Regions from separate parts of the Homo sapiens genome. Here region 2 is linked to region 1. Evidence: read pairs that join two places in POLR2A ChIA-PET (ENCODE). Cell type or tissue: Panc1. All regions are shown on one strand. Each heading gives the region's core, and the rest is flanking DNA. Links, peaks and the distances in the headings are about the cores only. Region 1 overlaps NCOR1 (nuclear receptor corepressor 1). Region 2 overlaps PIGL (phosphatidylinositol glycan anchor biosynthesis class L).

Region 1 (8,000 bases), core at 1-8,000:
CTGGAAAAATCCATATAATAATTTATCTGCTGGGCATGGTAGGTCACACCTGGATTGCTTGAGGCCAGATGTTCCAGACCAGTCTGGGCAACACAGCAACACCTCATATTCAAAAACAAACAAATAAATTAAAAGTAGTTATTATCCTTGAAAATTTACAGAATCTTCTGAAAGCTTTTTAGAAAGTGTAGCCAGTGTGTCTCTGGGATTCTCTTGCATTCCTGCTATGAACTTAGAAATATTAGCCTTGAGAATTGCAACTAATTCTGTGACTCTGATATTAGAAAATGATTGTTTCTCTTGAGTTAATTAATATTTTAGTTGGATCCTAAATATCATCCGCATGAGAATGTTGAGTAGATGTACGGGTAATTTTTAACAGGGCAGTAGTATATTTTCCTCTTCTGAGGAGTCTCACTGGGAGAGGCTGACAGCTCATATGAGGTGAAACGTAGGCTCTGTAAGGGGCACAAGACAGAGGACCATCAGGGCTGGGACTTCCAGAACCCTGGGTCTGCAAACACAGAAGATATTAAGCCTTCTATTTAGTAACATGAAGTTATAAATATAATGTAAATAGCTAACGTCTTATAGTTAAATGTGTACACATGTACTCTTACGTATATGCGACCCCAGTAGAAGAATGAGCAATTTTGCATAAACATACTTTGCAGAAGGGAGCATACAATTTTTTTTAAAAAGGAATTAAAAAAAATTTTTGTTTTTTTGTTTTTTGTTTTTTTTTTGAACGAGTCTCACTGTCACCCAGCCTGGAGTGCAGTGGCATGATCACAGCTCACTGCAGATTCAGCCTTTTGGGCTCAAGCGATCTCCCTGGCTCAGTCTACTGTGTAACTGGGACTACAGGAGAGCACCAGCACACAGAGCTAATTTTTTTATTTTTTGTAGGGACAGGTGTCCAACTTTGTTGCGCAGGCTAATCTCAAACTCCTGAGTTCAAGTGATCCTCCCACCTCAGTCTCCCAAAGTGCTGGGATTATAGACATGAGCTCCTATGCTTAGCTGAATTTGTGCTTTTTTATAGTAAAAGAAATTGAGTGGTATTGGCTGGGTGCGGTGGCTCACGCCTGTAATCCCAGCACTTTGGGAGGCCAAAGCGGGTGGATCACGAGGTCAGGAGTTCAAGACCAGCCTGGCCAAGATGGTGAAACCCCGTCTCTACTAAAAACATGAAAATTAGCTGGGCCTGGTGGCGGGTGCTTGTAATTCCAACTATTCGGGAGGCTGAGGCAGAGAATTGCTTGAACCCAGGAGGTGGAGGTTCCAGTGAGCTGAGATCCTGCCACTGCACTCCAGCCTGGGTGACAGAGCAAGATTCTGTCTCAAAAAAGAAAAATAAATTGAGTGGTAAAAAGAAATTCAGTAGTAATATCAATGATGAGTTGTTGCTTATAAAATTGCGTGATTCTTAATGCTAGTGAAGGAAGTTTCTTGCAGCATTATTTATACCAAAAATTGAAAATTACCAAAATGCCTTAAAATAGGAGAATTTTAATTATATGTCAACATAATATATGTCAGTATTATGTCAACATAATGTTTTCATGGGATCATTAATAACAATAATTAGGAAGAATTTGTAACAGTGATATGTTCTGCTCATGGCTACATTATGTTAAAAAAGTGAATATGTAATTACATAGGGCTTTCCTGGTTGTGTTTACATGTATACATAAATATTTATATTCATGTATATGCCTCTGAAAGATTGAAAGGAAATGTACCGGTATATTTAGGATCTCTTACTGTTGGAATAATGAGCAGTGATTTTTGTAGTGTTATGTCTTCCACATTTCAAGGTATATATTATCTTTAGAAAAAATATATATATATTGTTTTTATTAGATAACATTATCTGGAGTGAGTAAAAAGCATGGAGGTATGTGATTTTTGGCTTTTTATACATGTATAGTGGTGAGTAATTCCAAAAGTGGATCAGATGTAACTTTTGCTTAGTTTGATAAAGGCGAGCCATCTACACAAAATTTGGCCAGTTAGTGATTATGGAGAGGTATTTATCTGCACTTTAACCAGAACTATTGTCAAACATGTGACCTCCTTGTCTGGTGTGTGTGTGTGCTTATCAATGTTCTACATTATTTCAGAAATGAATTTTTTTTTCTTTTTAGTTATTTAAATCAAATAATACTCTTTCCTCCTTTAGACTTCACGAAAACCTCGTGAAGAGCGAGATGTGTCTCAATGTGAAAGTGTCGCTTCCACTGTTTCTGCTCAGGAGGATGAAGATATTGAAGCCTCCAATGAAGAAGAAAATCCAGAAGACAGCGAAGGTATCTCAAAATTTTAAATTTAGTTGTGACATCTGCTATCCAGAATAAATAATTTTTAGTCATTTGACTGTGTAGGAGTTGCTTCATTGAGGAAACAGTGTGCCAGTGTTTTCATGGTGTGGAGACTTCAAACTTGAACATAATGTTTTTATTCATTTAATCAACAAATATTTATGTAGCACCTAGGATGGTCCAGAAGATCTTGGAAATGGCAGTCCTGCTTCAGACATCAAGTGCCAACATCAATAAAATACCTGTGTGTCTGTGTCATTGCCACATTTATTTGTTCAGTTAGTATAGTTGGTTACATTTCTCTTTATTTTATTGGCTTAAGTTTGATTTATTTTCATATTTTTACAGAGATTTATATGTACTGTAGTAATGTTTTTACGTAAAAAGAATTAGTGACCTTAGAAGCACCGATAGAAAAAAAAAACACGAAACTTAAGGAAATTTAAGAAATAATGTATCTTTGTCATTTAAACTAATGACAAGTTCATGGAAAGGTAAATGTTTTCTTGATTTTTTTGGTAAGAAAAAAGATACCTAATTTATTTCAGTTTACACTCTGATTAAAGTTTCTGTGGATTTTTTTTTTTTTTTTTTGGAAATTGCTTCTGATGTGGGGATTTTTATAATGCTTTTAGTAGCTCTTCATATATTATAAATTAAACATGTTCATGTTTTGTATATGCAGATAATTTTTTCCATCATTTTCTTTTTGTTTTCCTTTTCAATTACTTTTGTTTAAAGTTTGTGTAATTAGAGTTGTATCTCTTTTCTGTGTAGGGTCTTTATTTTGTATAAGCTTTAAAAGTTGTACATCCTCCAGGTTTAGTAATATTAGATTCCATGTTTTTTTTTTCCTATAGATTATTCTTGTTGTCTTTTAAACTTAAACTTGTATTGAAATGGGTTTTGGCTTTGAACAACCCCTAACCTTAAACTTGTTTTTGGGAGGGTTTGTGAAAAATGAGGTCATCTTTACAAGAGTAGAGAGAGTATTAGAGAAGTCCCACCCGAGGGTAGGGTAAGAGTGCTGCAAACAGGGAAGGTAGTTTGGTGTGTTAATGGCACTTCTAGAGAGGTTGTCAGAGTCTCTTGGTTTTAATGGGTTTGTTTCTGGTGGCTAGTATTCCCTGGGGTTATAAATGTTAATGAAGGCTGGAGGTTAATAAATCTCCTTGGGCTGCCATAACAAAATACCACAGATTGGGTGGCTGCAGCAACTGAAATTAATTTTCTCACGGTTCTGGAGGCTGTACGTGCAAGGTCAAGGTGCTGGCACAGTTGCTTTCTGATGAGGGCTGTCTTTGTGGCTTGCAGATGGCTAACCGCCTTGTTACTTTGTCCTTACATGGCCTTTCCTTTGGGTGTGCGCACTCCTGGTGTCTCTTCCTCATATGAAGACAACTCCTACTGGATTAGAGCCCACTGTTATAATCTCATTTAACCTTAGTCATCTCCTTAAAGGCCTCGTCTTCAAATACAGTTACATTGGGGGGTAGGGCTCCAACAGAAGAATTTTGGTGGGGAGGGGCACAATGCAGTCCATAACAAAGCCCAAGTCTGGTATTAATATGTCTATCTGGGCCGGGCGCAGTGGCTCATGCCTGTAACCCCAACACTTGGGGAGGCCCAGGAGGGCGGAACACGATGTCAGGAGATTGAGACCATCCTGGCTAACACGGTGAAACCCCGTCTCTACTAAAAATACAAAAAAAAGTTAGCCGGGCATGGTGGCGGGCGCCTGTAGTCCCAGCTACTCGGGAGGCTGAGGCAGGAGAATGGTGTGAACCTGGGAGGCGGAGCTTGCAGTGAGCTGAGATCACGCCACTGCACTCCAGCCTGGGCGACAGAGCGAGACTGTCTCAAAAAAAAAAAAAAAAAAAAAAAAAAAAATATATATATATATATATATATATATATATGTCTGATCAAGTGTAGGGTGGCACCATCACATCTGCTCAATCATCTAGAAGAGTTTCCTATTAAGAGGAAATGATTTTCCCAGTAGAATTGTAGGCTCTCTCTTCCTGTTGACTTAGCTTCATTTGGAAAGTGTCAAGAAGAGAACATAAATGCAGCTCATGTGACCTGTGATCTCATACTTATTCCTAATCTCAATGAGACAGCACAGATGCACTGTTTATTGTGTGGCAAGTCTCTTGCCAATTGAAGAACGAAGGCAGCTGCTGAAGGGAGGGTTCCTCTATCTGTTTTCCTAAAACACATCTGAGTGTTTGAGTATCTTTCATGATTAGAAGAATTAAATCAGACCAAACTTCACCAAAATTTGGATTTGCTCTTGTTCTCTTTTTCTACATCATTCTTTAAGGTTTTTTTTTGTATTTTTAGGAAAAAAAAAGATACTCATGTTTGGCTACTGCTTGGTGAAACATTATGCCTTGGAAACCTTCCTACTCTTTTGTGGCTTGGAAGAAGAAAATTGGAAAAGTGCTTATGTCAAATGATATCATCTGCTGTATAACCACTAACATGTCTTCTAATATTTTGAAGATAAATGCCTTGTTAGTTTGCCCTTGGATTTGGGGCTTTCTACCACTATATAAACAGAAATGAAGGTTAAGTTGGGCTTTTTGTTAGCTTTTCAATGCTTTGGTAGGATCTTTCAGTAATGATAATGGCTGCCGTTTTTGTTTGTTGGTTTGTTTGTTTGTTTTAGAGATGGAGTCTCGCGCTTGTTGCCCAGGCTGGAGTGCAGTGTTGCAATCTCAGCTCACTGTAACCTCTGCTTCCCGGGTTCAAGCAATTCCCCTGCCTCAGCCTCCCGAGTAGCTGGGATTATAGGCACTTGCCACCACGCCCAGCTAATTTTTGTACTTTTAGTAGAGATGGGGTTTCGCTACGTTGGTCAGGCTTGTCTCGAACTCCTGACCTCAGGTGTTCCGCCTGCCTTGGCCTTCCAAAGTGCTGGGATTACAGGCATGAGCCACCGCGCCTGGCCATGGCTGCCATATATTAAAACCTTACTACATGTGAGGTACTCTTCTGAATTATTTGCTTGTCTGTCTTTGTTTGTTTGTTTGTTTGTTTGTTTGTTTTTTGGAGACTTGAACTCTCATGTGAACTCCAGGCTCATATATTTGATCACCTACAGTATTTCCATTTGGATGCCTAAGAGCCATCTTGTTGTTAACAGCCAAAGCAAACTCATGTGTCTCTACCACCACAAGCTGCTTTTCCCTCTGGTCTTTCACTATATCAATAAATTAGGTTTTCTTTAGTCTCTTTAGAATTGGATCCTTGTCTCCATTGCTCCTACCCTGCTTCTGAGGAGCCCTCATTGCAGTAGTTTTTTGATTAGTCTCTTGCTTCTTTTTGTTCCATTCTTTTTATTTATTTTTAGAGATGAGGTCTCGCTGTGTCACCTAGGCTGGAGTGCAGTGGCTCGATCGTGGCTCACTGCAGCCTCAAACTCCCAGGCTCAAGCGATTTTCCCACCTCATCCCCCCAAGTATCTGGGACCATAGGCGTGTACCACCACACCTGACTAATGTACTTTTTTATTTTGTGTAGAGACAAGGTCCATTCTGTTTTTTCTTCCACAGCAGCCCAAGTAATTCTTCCAAAATGTGAATCAAATCATGTTTCTTCTCTAGTCCAAATTCTGTAATACTTTCCCATCTCAGTAAAAATAAAGACCCAAGGCCTTACTGCAATTTATGAGGCTCTGCATGAACTGACCTTTGTACCTCTGTGAACTTTCTGCCAGCTGCTTTTTTGTTGGCCCCCTCTGCTCCAACCACACTGTCCTCTTTGCTGTTCCTGGGCAAACCAACCCCGACTTCAGGAGCCTTTGTGCTTTCTAATCCCTCTACCTGGGATGCTCTTCCCCACCATGTGCCTAGGGCTCATTCTCTCATTTCCTTGAGTCCTCTGTTCAGATATCACTTTTTTCTATAATACCTCCTCACCCACTTCTTTCTCAGTTTTGTCGTTTAGTCACTGCACTGATCACCACCTGATATATCACTTCTTTTGTTTTTTTGAGACAGGGTCTCACTCTGTTAACCCAGCGCTGAAGTGTACCAGCGTGAACACAGCTCACTGCAAGCCTTGACCTCTTGGGCTCAAGTGATTCTCTTGCCTCAGCCTCCCAATAGCTGGGATTACTGGTGTACGCCACCATGACTAGCTAATTTTTTAATTTTTTTGTAGAGATGAGGTCTTACTATGTGGCCCAAGCTGGTCTTGAACTCCTGGCCTCAGGCATTCTTCCTGCCTTAACTTCCCAAAGTGCTGGGATTATAGGCGTGAGCCACCACTCTCAGCCTATATCACATATTTACTGTTGTCTATTTCACGCTAGAATATGGGCTCCATGAGAGCATCTGCTTAGGTTTTCTTAAATTGCTGTGTCCGTGGTACCTCAGACAGCTCCCTGCACATACATAGTTGACACTTCATCATATTTGAAAGGATGAATTTGTAGAAGTTTTTTTTATATTGCTGTCTATTATATACAATTAAAAAATATTTTTTTTTCCCAGACGGTTACTTAGGTTTTCACAACCATTCATGTACTTTATAATCCAGCCAGTATTTGAGTCTACTGTGTACCAGGCTAGTACTTAAGTGATAATCAAAATAAATGATCTCTGTCTTCATGGAGTTTATAGCCTAGTGGAAGAAATAGCCAGAAATCATTCTAGTAAATAAATGTAAGATTGTAACTGTAACTAGTACATGTGGTATCAGAACTATATTAGCAAAATATAACTTTGTTAAGGAAACCATGGAAGGCTTTTTTGGGGGGGTGGGGGTACAGAGTTTCACTCTTGTTGCCCAGGCTGGCATGATCTCGGCTCACCACAACCTCCACTTCCCGGATTCAAGCGATTCTCCTACTTCAGCCTCCCAAGTAGCTGGGAGCACAGGCATGCCACATGTGGCTAATTTTGTATTTTTAGTAGAGACGGGGTTTCACTATGTCGGTCAGGATGGTCTCAAACTCCTCACCTCAGGTGATCCATCCACCTCGGCCTCCCAAAGTGCTGGGATTACAGGCGTGAGCCAGTGCGCCCAGCCCATAGAAGGCTTTTTAAGCATGTGATGTTTGAGTTGATCACCAAAGGAAAAGTAGGTGAAAGAGCCTTTCAGTAAAGGTGAATGGCATGTACAAAGTCTCTGTGGTAGAAGATGCATGAGGCATTGAACAAACTAAATAAAGGCCAGTGTGACTTGAATTCAGAGAGCTGTGTGCAAGCTGGAGAGGCTGGAGGGGGCCCACTGGGCAAGGCCTTGCAGATCATACCAGCAATTTTGGGACTTTATCCTAATAGTAATGGGGGTCCACTGAAAAGTTATGAGAGTGAGAGAGTGAGTTATTGTGGTAAAATCTGGCTTTTAAAAAGACAACTCTATCTTTGTTGTAAAGAATGGTCTGAAGTGGAGTGAAGAGAGTTGGTTTTGGACTAGAGTGCTAGCTGTGAAGTTGAACAGGATTGGATAGATTCAAGAGAAATTTTTAGAGAGAAAATCAGTGAGCCTTGTCAAGGCTGGATATGGGGTAAATGAGAAGAGGGTTTAAAAGATGACTTCTTGGTCTCTGTTTTGTTTAATTGGATAGTAAACCCTAGAAAAGAATCTGATTTGCGAGTGGTTATTACAACTCTAGTACAGGACATACTGAATTTGTGCTGCCTTTGATATATCTAGGTAAAG
Region 2 (9,316 bases), core at 804-8,803, 170 kb before region 1:
GGAGGCTGAGGCAGAGAATTGGTTGAACCCGGGAGATAGAGGTTGCAGTGAGCCAAGATCGTGCCACTGCACTCCAGCCTGGGTGACAGAGCGAGACTCTATCTCAAACAAAACAAAACAAAACAAAAAAAACACTGAGTGAACCCTAATGCCTAATGTAAATTATGGATTCCAGGTGATAACTATGTGTCAATCAATGTGGGCTAATCAAGTGTAACAAATGTACCATTTGGGTTGGGGATGCTGATAACCAGAGAGGCTGTGCATGCGTGGGGCAAGGGCTATAACTTCTGCTCAATTTTGCTGTGAACTTAAAACTGCTCTAAAAAATAAAGTCTGTTAGAAATAAAAAAAAGTTATGCAAAAAATGACCCAATACTGTATGTAAGCTAAACATGAACAGCAAGTTAAATTAGAAGAAAAGAAAGATCCACCCATCACTCAAAGTTAACTAATTCTGCTCCAAAGTATTGGGGGCTGAAAACCAGCTGGCATTCTCCAGGCAATCAAGGCTAATCTATTTCCATCAACCCTCTTTCTCCAGTCTTATAGGACCCTTAGCCTCTCTCAAGTACAGTCAGTATGGACCCATGCAGGCACCATTTGGTGGGACCTCTGCCCCCAGGAGCAGATAAGGCCTAGAATTACCAATGTGAAAACATATTTTAGACCCAGTATCCAATGGACCAGGGTGAACCTCAAGCATCTGTGTGTACATCAAGCTCTAGGCTCTTCCTCAGTGATGCATATGTTTTTCCATGTCCATGTGCCTGGGCTTCTGCCCTGATGTAGTTGTCTGTTCCTCTACTGGTAATAAACCCAGCCCAGTTAGTCAAGACCATAAGAGGGTCTGGCAAGATGACATTTCCAAGCCTAGTGACTTGAACCAGTTTTCTCTCCTAGATGCTGGCTATAGTCATCTAGCTCCAAACAAGGTCAACCCAGAATCACAGCAAGGCCCCCCTGCCTGACTCTGACCATCTTGTTAGCTAGAAACACTTGCTGCAATGGCTTACCCAATAGATTGGGCCTCCTTGGAAATAGATACTAGTCCACTTCAAGCCTGTATTCACCCCATTCCCAGGCTACTATAATCTGATGACTGACTCACTGGCGTGTGCTGTTGAGGTCCCTGTGCCTCTGATAGACACATCAGTCTGAGATATGACAATCTGGAGCAAGAGAAGGACAATGGGGACAGAGTTTAGGTACAATAGGAAGAATTTAATAAAACTTCTATAGAAAATCTTCTCTTGGGAAGTATAATAAAATAAACAAATGTAAATGAAAATTTAAAAGTTAGAAATATGCATAAATCTGTTCAAGGATAATGCTGAGCCTAAGACCATCCTAAGTGGGTCTCATTGGCCTTGCAGGCAAAATATCTCTTTATTATATGCATTCATTTAGAAGTCACAGTCCTTTGATGCCAACAAGTCTAATCTTATGCCTTACAGTAAATGAACTGGCATCTAAAATATGTCAAAAATTAGGTTGTAGAAATGAATTTAAAGTGACCGGCTGCTCTGCCTATGGAGTTGCCATTCTTTTGTTTCCTTTACTTAATAAACTTGCTTTCACTTTACTCTTTGGATTTGCCTTGAATTCTTTCTTGGGCAAGATCCAAGAACTCCCTCTTGGGGTCTGGATTGGGACTCCTTCCCGGTAACATCTTCCAGGTGAACCCTGAAGGGACAATACTGAGGAAACTCTGGCCCAAAGGAAATAGACTGCAGCACCAATTGGCCAACTTTGGCTGTACCTGCTTATGATGCCCTAGAAACTGTGTGCTTTCCTGGGCCTGTTCCTCCAAGCGCTCTACCCTGAAACCCATAATCCATTTAAGAAACTGGCAAATGAAAAATCTTAACAACTACTGAATATTATTCTGCCTGTCTGTGTATTTATATGGGTTGTGTGTGTGATATGAAAGCATTTTGATTAACTGGTTTAAAAATAATAGGTGCTTAAATCAAATATTGTCAGAAAAGTAAAAAGTATAAATGCCTTTTAGTTCATGAGACTTAAGTAAATCAGTTTTACATGCAAGGAAAGTGAAATGTGTTTTTGGTAAAAGATTATAAAAAGGCATGTGAATGTGGATTTTTTTTTTTTGCCTAGATTTAAGGGTTAAAGGATTGTTTTAGGTTAGATAGGAAAAAGTTGAAGTTTGAACAAGTTGTGGAAGGTTTGTGAAAAATTAATCTTGTAAAAGAAATTCTGTGTGTGAACATATTAGCTAAAATTAAAGGGGTATTATTCAGTTTATCCATAAATTGAAGACTGGAATAAAAGCACAACAGAGTTTTCTTAGAACACTAATCTGCTCTTTAACAAAAATTGTAAAGGGTTTTAAGAGGTTTATAAGAACCTTACCTTATGGTCAGACATTAAAATTGGATAGATTTATCTATAAAGTTTTATTAAGAATCGGGTTTGATCCTGGGCACAGTGGCTCATGCTTGTAATCCCAGCACTTTGGGAGGCCAAGGCAGGTGGATCACCTGAGTTCAGGAGTTTGAGACCCATCCTCACTGGCATGTGCTGTTGAGGTCCCTGTGCCTGGCCAACATGGCGAAACCCTGTTTCTACTAAAAATACAAAAATTAGCCAGGCGTGGTGGCTCACACTTGTAATCCCAGTTACTCGGTAGACTGAGGCAGAAGAATTGCTTGAACCTGGGAGGCAGAGGTTGCGGTGAGCTGGGATCACGTCACTGCATTCCAGCCTGAGCAAAAGAGTGAGATTCTGTCTCAAAAAAAAAAAAAAAGAATTGAGTTTGACATCAATAATGCACTAATTCAATGGTGAAGTTTGGCTTGTTTGGTATAAAAATCATACAGGAAGCACTGTCAAATATGAAATGGCGCTTGGCTTTCTTTGGGCTGTATTTGTATAAATATGTTATTGGTATATGTTCCAAAATCACAGGAAACTCCTACAATTCTGATATGACTTAGTGTATGTTGTTAATCATTATAATTGTTATGTAAAAATTGTTGTATGCCACAGAAGTAACCAAAATTCTTAGTCAACTGTGGCTTTAATAGAGGCTATCCTAAGGTGTTTTGTCACCCACGGACAATTGTTGTCTTGTCTTTGTCCTCTTTAGAAGGTGGTTTTATAATCAATTATAGAACTCTAACAGGTGTTATTGAATGTAGGTTTCTAATAACTTTGTAAATTGTGACATTAAAATAGAGGAAAAAACTTTCAGGACTCATGAAGAGCTGAAATGTTCATGAATATCAAGCAAAACAGGAGTTAACTGCATGGATTGACCTAACAGAAGACTGAAGCAATCTTTTTTTAACTTTTGGCTTAAAACGTTGCTGATCCTTTCTTTTGTTTTTCAGAGCCAAGGAAATTTTTCTTTTGAGCTATTAACAGCTTTTAACAATTGAGTAAAGTATACTCCTGTGAACAAAATTTGAAGCATATTTGTTTCTCTCTGCCCAATTTCTCCAAAATTCAGAAACCATTTGTGAGCATTTTTAACTTATGGCAATATAATTATTTGCATAAATGCAATAAGAATGTTTTCTTTTGTATCAGAACACAATTGGAGAAACTTTTTTTTCACCAAGGCTTTGACTGGAATGACACTCTTTCCTTTAAGGAATCAAACTTGACTTACAGTGCCAATAAAAGCCCCTTAGGAAAACTGGCCTCATACATTGTCTACGTAGTCCCTGTACAGGGTTCTTGACCTGTGGTAAGTAAAGAATGTCACTTTATGACAAGTCCAGGAGCCCCAAGTTATCTTGGGATCTCAAGAAGAGAGAAATTTACCCAACTCATATAGATATTTGAGGGTACAGACCCATGGCTGGGCTCAGCTTTAAAAAAGTCTTATCTGAGATTCCTTCTAAGGAACAAAATTCCATCAAAGCTGATTTTAAAAGCCTATGTGAAAAATAATTATTGTTGCTGCACTTTATACAAATAATGAGGCCAAGTATAACAAAGCAAATCAGTTACCATGATTTGTCTTTAGTAAAAATGGGAGACTGGAGAGAAAAACGTTATGTTTCAAAAACTATGGTACGCATGTTATCAGAGTCTAGTCATTTTATTTTATTTTATTTTTTGAGATGGAGTCTCACTCTTGTCACCCAGGCTGGAGTGCAGTGGCACAATTGTGCCTTACTGCAACCTCCACCTCCCAGGTTCAAGTGATTCTCCTGCCTCAGCCTCCTGAGTATCTGGGATTACAGGTGCCCGCCACCACGCCTGCCCAGTTAATTTTTGTACTTTTCATAGAGACAGAGTTTCGCCATGTTGGCTAGGCTGGTCTCAAACTCTTGACCTCAGGTGATCCACCCGCCTTGGCCTCCCAAAGTGCTGGGATTATAGGTGTGAGCCACCACACCCGGCCAGAGTCTAGTCTTATCAGTAGTTTTTAAGTTTTTTTTCTGCAATTTAAACTGACTGCTTATTCCTGAGAACCAACCAGTGATCTCTGGCTGCTACTTAGAAGAAACAAGAGGGATAGATAATGTAAAAATCTGGATCAATATTCTAATTCTGGGCACATATTGGAATAAGCTAGTGACCCCATATCAACTTGGTTTCAACAATTGCCCAGTTCATGGAAAGACTTCTTATTTAGTTTACTTTGAATAATTTTACTTATTTTGCTTTACCATTGTGGAATGTGTTGCTGTTGTACTCTTTGTGTAGGAATGCAGGATAAGCTTACTGAATGTTTTCTTAAATTGAACACTTATTAATCTTTCAGATATCACCTTTTGTCAGAGTTATAAATGGCCCTCACCATAATGACGCTTTCTTTCTCTTTTTTTGAGACAGAGTCTCACTCTGTCACCCAGACTGGAGTGCAGTGGCCTGATCTCGGCTCACTGCAAACTCCACCTCCTGGGTTCAAATGATTCTCCTGCCGCAGCCTCTTGAGTAGCTGTGATTACAGGCACCCACCACCACACCTGGCTAATTTTTATATTTGTAGTAGAGACAGGGTTTCACCATGTTGCCCAGGCTGGTCTTGAGCTCCTGATGTCAAGTGATCTGCCTGCCTTGGCCTCCCAAAGCACTGGGATTATAGGTGTAAGCCACTGCACCCAGCCTCCATACTGACACTTTCTGACAGAGCTCCTCTCTACCCCAAATACAAGAGACCCTAATAGGCAGTAATATCATTGCCCCTATTCAGCCTGAAGAAGTCACAGAAGATGGATCTTCATCCCTCTACAGCCCTTAGGATTAAGGGTTCTCTTATAAAAGGAAGGGGTGAAATATGTCAGAGGCATTTGAACCACAGCAATTCCATCTTGAATAGGGGCTGGCTAAAATAAGGCAGAGACCTACTGGGTTGCATTCCCAGGAGGTTAGCATTCTTACTTATAGGATGAGATAGGAGGTCAGCACAAAATACACGTCATAAAGACCTTACTGATAAAACAACCTGCAATAAAAATCCCACCAAAATCCCACCAAAACCAAGATGGCAATGAAAGTGACCTCTGGTGGTTCTCATTGCTCATTATACGCTAATTATAATGCATCAGCATGCTAAAAGACACTCCCACCAGTGCCACTGACAGTTTACAAATGCCATAGCAACGTCAGGAAGTTACGCTCTATGGTCTAAAATGGGAGGAACCCTCAGTTCTGGGAATTGCCCACCTCTTTCCCAGAAAACTCAATAAGCCAGCCCTTGTTTAGAGTATAATCAGAAAATGACTGTAAGTGTCCTTAGTGGAGCATCCCACTTTGCTGGCCGGTGGAACAGCCATTCTTTATTCCTTTACTTTCTTTCTTTTCTTTTTTTTTTTTTGAGACGGAGTCTTGCTCTGTTGCCCAGGCTGGGGTGCAGTGGTGTGATCTCAGCTCACTGCAGCCTCTGCCTCCCGGGTTCCAGCCATTCTCCTGCCCCAGCCTCCTGAGTAGCTAGGATTACAGGCGCAAGCCACCACACTCGGCTAATTTTTGTATATTTAGTAGAGACGGGGTTTTGCCATGTTGGCCAGGCTGGTCTCAAACTCCTGACCTTAGGTGATCCGCCCCCCTCGGCCTCCTAAAACGCTGATATTACAGGAGTGAGCCATAGTGCCCGGCCTATCCCTTTACTTTCTTTTTTTTTTTGAGACGTAGTCTTGCTCTTGTCCCCCAGGCTAGAGTGCCATGGGGCTATCTCAGCTCAATGCAACCTCTGCCTCCCGGGTTCAAGCGATTCTCCTGCCTCAGCCTCCCAAGTAGCTGAGATTACAGGTGGCTGCCACCACGCCCGGCTAATTTTAGTATTTTTAGTAGAGACGAGGTTTCACCATGTTGGCCAGGCTGATCTCGAACTCCTGACCTCAGGTGATCCACCCGCCTCGGCCTCCCAAAGTGCTGGGATTACAGGTGTGAGTCACCGCACCCGGCCTCCTTTACTTCCTTAATAAACTTGCTTTTGCTTAAAATAAATAAATAAATAAACAAACAAACAAAGTGACCTATGTTCTACAGCAATGTTTTCTAGCTGAGATCCGCAAGAGAACTCTTGCCTTCCTCTTCTTGGCCTCAGGTCTGAACTGCTTGTCCTGTGACCCATTTCCTTTACACGCTCCAACCTTCTCACGTCTGGTTTCACTCTTATCTCCTACATCTGGCCTTGTCCTGACTTCCACACTTGACACCTGACACTATCTTCTTGGTAATAACCTTGGTTCCCAACTGACCAGTACTAAGGTTCCCTATTTGTGACAGTTAGCTTCAGAGCACTTTAAATAAATGCCTGTCCTGATTAAGTAGACTCTAGAAGCCCTGATGATCTGGGGCTTTGAACCACGCCCTGTGAGTATCACGGCCATCGATGGAGGCCATCAGTTTGCTAATGAGAACATGAGCCTCTTCACTAGCCAGGAGAACCTGGAGACCTCACCCTCCTCCAGAAGCCCTGTTCATGCCTCTGACATTTCTGCCCTAAAAAGTTTCCAATGGCTTAGTTTAGCTATAGGGCAAAAGGGTTTTCCCTCAAAGAAATGTTTCCCCCCTTTAGGCAGAGTGATATTTTTGGTGTCCAGACTAACAGGGATGAAGAACAGATGAATCATTTAGTGGAGGTGATGCATTATGCAGTCACTAAATGCACACATCTGGGAGACCCTTTGTTTTTTTTCCTCCCTCTTATCTTTGACAACCAATTGGTCATCAAGCCTTAGAATAGCTACCTCTGTAGCAGCACTAGAAACTATCTCCTCTCAATTTCCCCTGCCACTGCTTTTTTTTCTGACTCTGATTTCTCACGTGACCATACCTATTGGTTCCACTGCACCAAGTCTGGAGCCCCCTTCCCAAGCTGCTTTCCACAGTGTTGTCAAAAGAAGTCTTTCTAAAATGAAAATCAGATCAATTTATTGCCCATTTTGACGTACTTCAAAGCTCCTTATAGTTTTAAGACATTTCAATTCCATAACCTTCACCTGACACATGGTCTTTGTGATCTGGCATTTGCCTGGCTCCCTCACTTGATCTTCTGTCATATTCCCTCAGGCATGTGGACTCCAGCTATCTGGAAGAACTCATATGGAATGCACCTGGCTAATTCCTACTTGTCTCTTAAAGCTCAGATCACAGGCAACCTGTCTCTAGTGTCTTTCCTGGCTCCTGCATCTGAGTCCATGGTACCTTTGTGTGCTGTCCTCACATCATTAGTTGGTTTGTTGGCTTTTCCTAGACTGCAAGCTCCTTGAGGGCAAGGACTTGACTTGCCATTTTGTACTCCTAGGACCTGATATTTGAGATATAGTATATGCTCAAAAAATGAGTGCTAAATGAATAAACAAACACATTTCAAAGATTAATAAAGAAACAAAGTGAAACCCATGTTCCTCCCATGTCCTCTCAGAATCCTGTTTCATCCCAACTTCCACGTGAACCTGGCTCAGTGGGGCACCAGTTTTTTGTAAATACCTCAATCACAACTACAGAGTGTGCATCGAACACTGAGAATCATAGAGGACCAGGCAGATGACAAGAATGGCTGAAGGTGACCGACCCAAGTGGCCAGGGAAGTAAGGAGGTAGGAGGACAGCTGGAGCCAGGGACTGTTACAGAAGCCAAGAGTGGTTTCTGGATTGGGGGAGTGGTCAGCATTGGCCAGAGCTGCTGAGAGGTCCAGTAGGACTGGGACTGAAAAGCTTCCTACTGATTTCACAAATAGGAAGTAACCAGTGACTCTGGAAAGAGGAGCTTCAATGGCAGCGAGAAGTAGTAGGACGATGAGCCAGAATTTAATGCATTGGGGAATTAATAACAGGATGTGAAGACAATGCATGTAGATAATACTTGGTTATGAAGGAAGAGAAGTAGAGCAGTAATGGGATGAGGAGGGTTAAGTAGAGGTTTTTGTTTATTTGTTTTTAATGATGAGAGAATCTTGAACAAACAAATATGGAAAGAACCCAAATAATACAATAGGAATAGAGGCAAATGAAAATTTCCAGGAAGGCATGCTATGACTATAACAGATTACATGGCATAGGTCAGAACTATTGACAAAATGTCAATAATGAGGCTGTAAATAACAGATGTCCAGGTGTAGTCCTGGCAGCTAGTTCTAGGAAACAGATTGCTGTTAACTATTCTAAGTTCTGGGAATTTATTTCATAGGTAAAGCAATGGAGTGAGTGGAAATTTGATATTCACAACTTGTTTCAGGCTAAGGATAAAAGGCAGAAATAAGCAAGCTCACAGTAGGGAAATAGTGACACTGACTTTCACAAAATGGGATAAAAAGCAATGGCTTTGGGGTTAGGGTTGCCAATAGCAGATGCCAGTTAAAATTTGATTTTAAGCTGGGCATGGATGGAGGCTCATACTTATAATCACAGTGCTTTGCGGGGGCCAAGGTGGGAAGATTGCTTGAGGCCAGGAGTTTGAAACCAGCCTGGGAGACAGAGGAAACTATGTCTCAAAAAATAATGAAAATAAAATAAAATAAAATTTGAATTTCAGATAAACAAGTGAATAATTTTTTAGTATAATTATGTTCTGGCCGGGCACAGTGGTTCACGCCTGTAATCCCAGCACTTTGGGAGGCTGAGGCGGGCAGACCATGAGGTCAGGAGTTTGAGACCAGCCTGGCCAATATGGTGAAACCCCATCTCTACTAAAAATACAAAAATTAGCTGGGTGTGGTGGTGTGCGCCTGTAGTCCCAGCTACTCAGGAGGCTGAGGCAGAAGAATTGCTTGAACCCAGGAGGTGGAGGTTGCGGTAAGCCAAGATTGCACCACTGCACTCCAGCATGGGCGACAGAGCAAAACTCCATCTCAAAAAAAAAAAAAGTGTTCTATGTGAAATTTGGGACA

Evidence for each region. Peaks named below come from ENCODE experiments on the same cell type or tissue, not always from the same donor. Only the 100,000 strongest peaks of a DNase experiment are listed, where the experiment ranks them.
Region 2: POLR2A ChIA-PET joins it to region 1 with 15 read pairs; 2 of 35 experiments call an interaction of 5 or more read pairs at or near these places.

Annotation. Positions count from the first base shown.
Region 1 is chr17:16,103,098-16,111,097 of GRCh38, reverse strand. NCOR1 (nuclear receptor corepressor 1) reads left to right here. Exons shown (of 46, transcript NM_006311.4): 19 at 2,186-2,312. Among named protein-coding and RNA genes, the nearest start is that of SNORD163, 46 kb to the left of the region's middle. In Panc1, for the core only: no CTCF peak of the experiment used is centred there; a DNase peak (open chromatin) is centred at 4,377.
Region 2 is chr17:16,271,513-16,280,828 of GRCh38, reverse strand. All of the region lies in intron 2 of PIGL (phosphatidylinositol glycan anchor biosynthesis class L), which reads right to left. Among named protein-coding and RNA genes, the nearest start is that of MIR1288, 5.8 kb to the left of the region's middle. In Panc1, for the core only: no CTCF peak of the experiment used is centred there; DNase peaks (open chromatin) are centred at 6,758 and 7,008.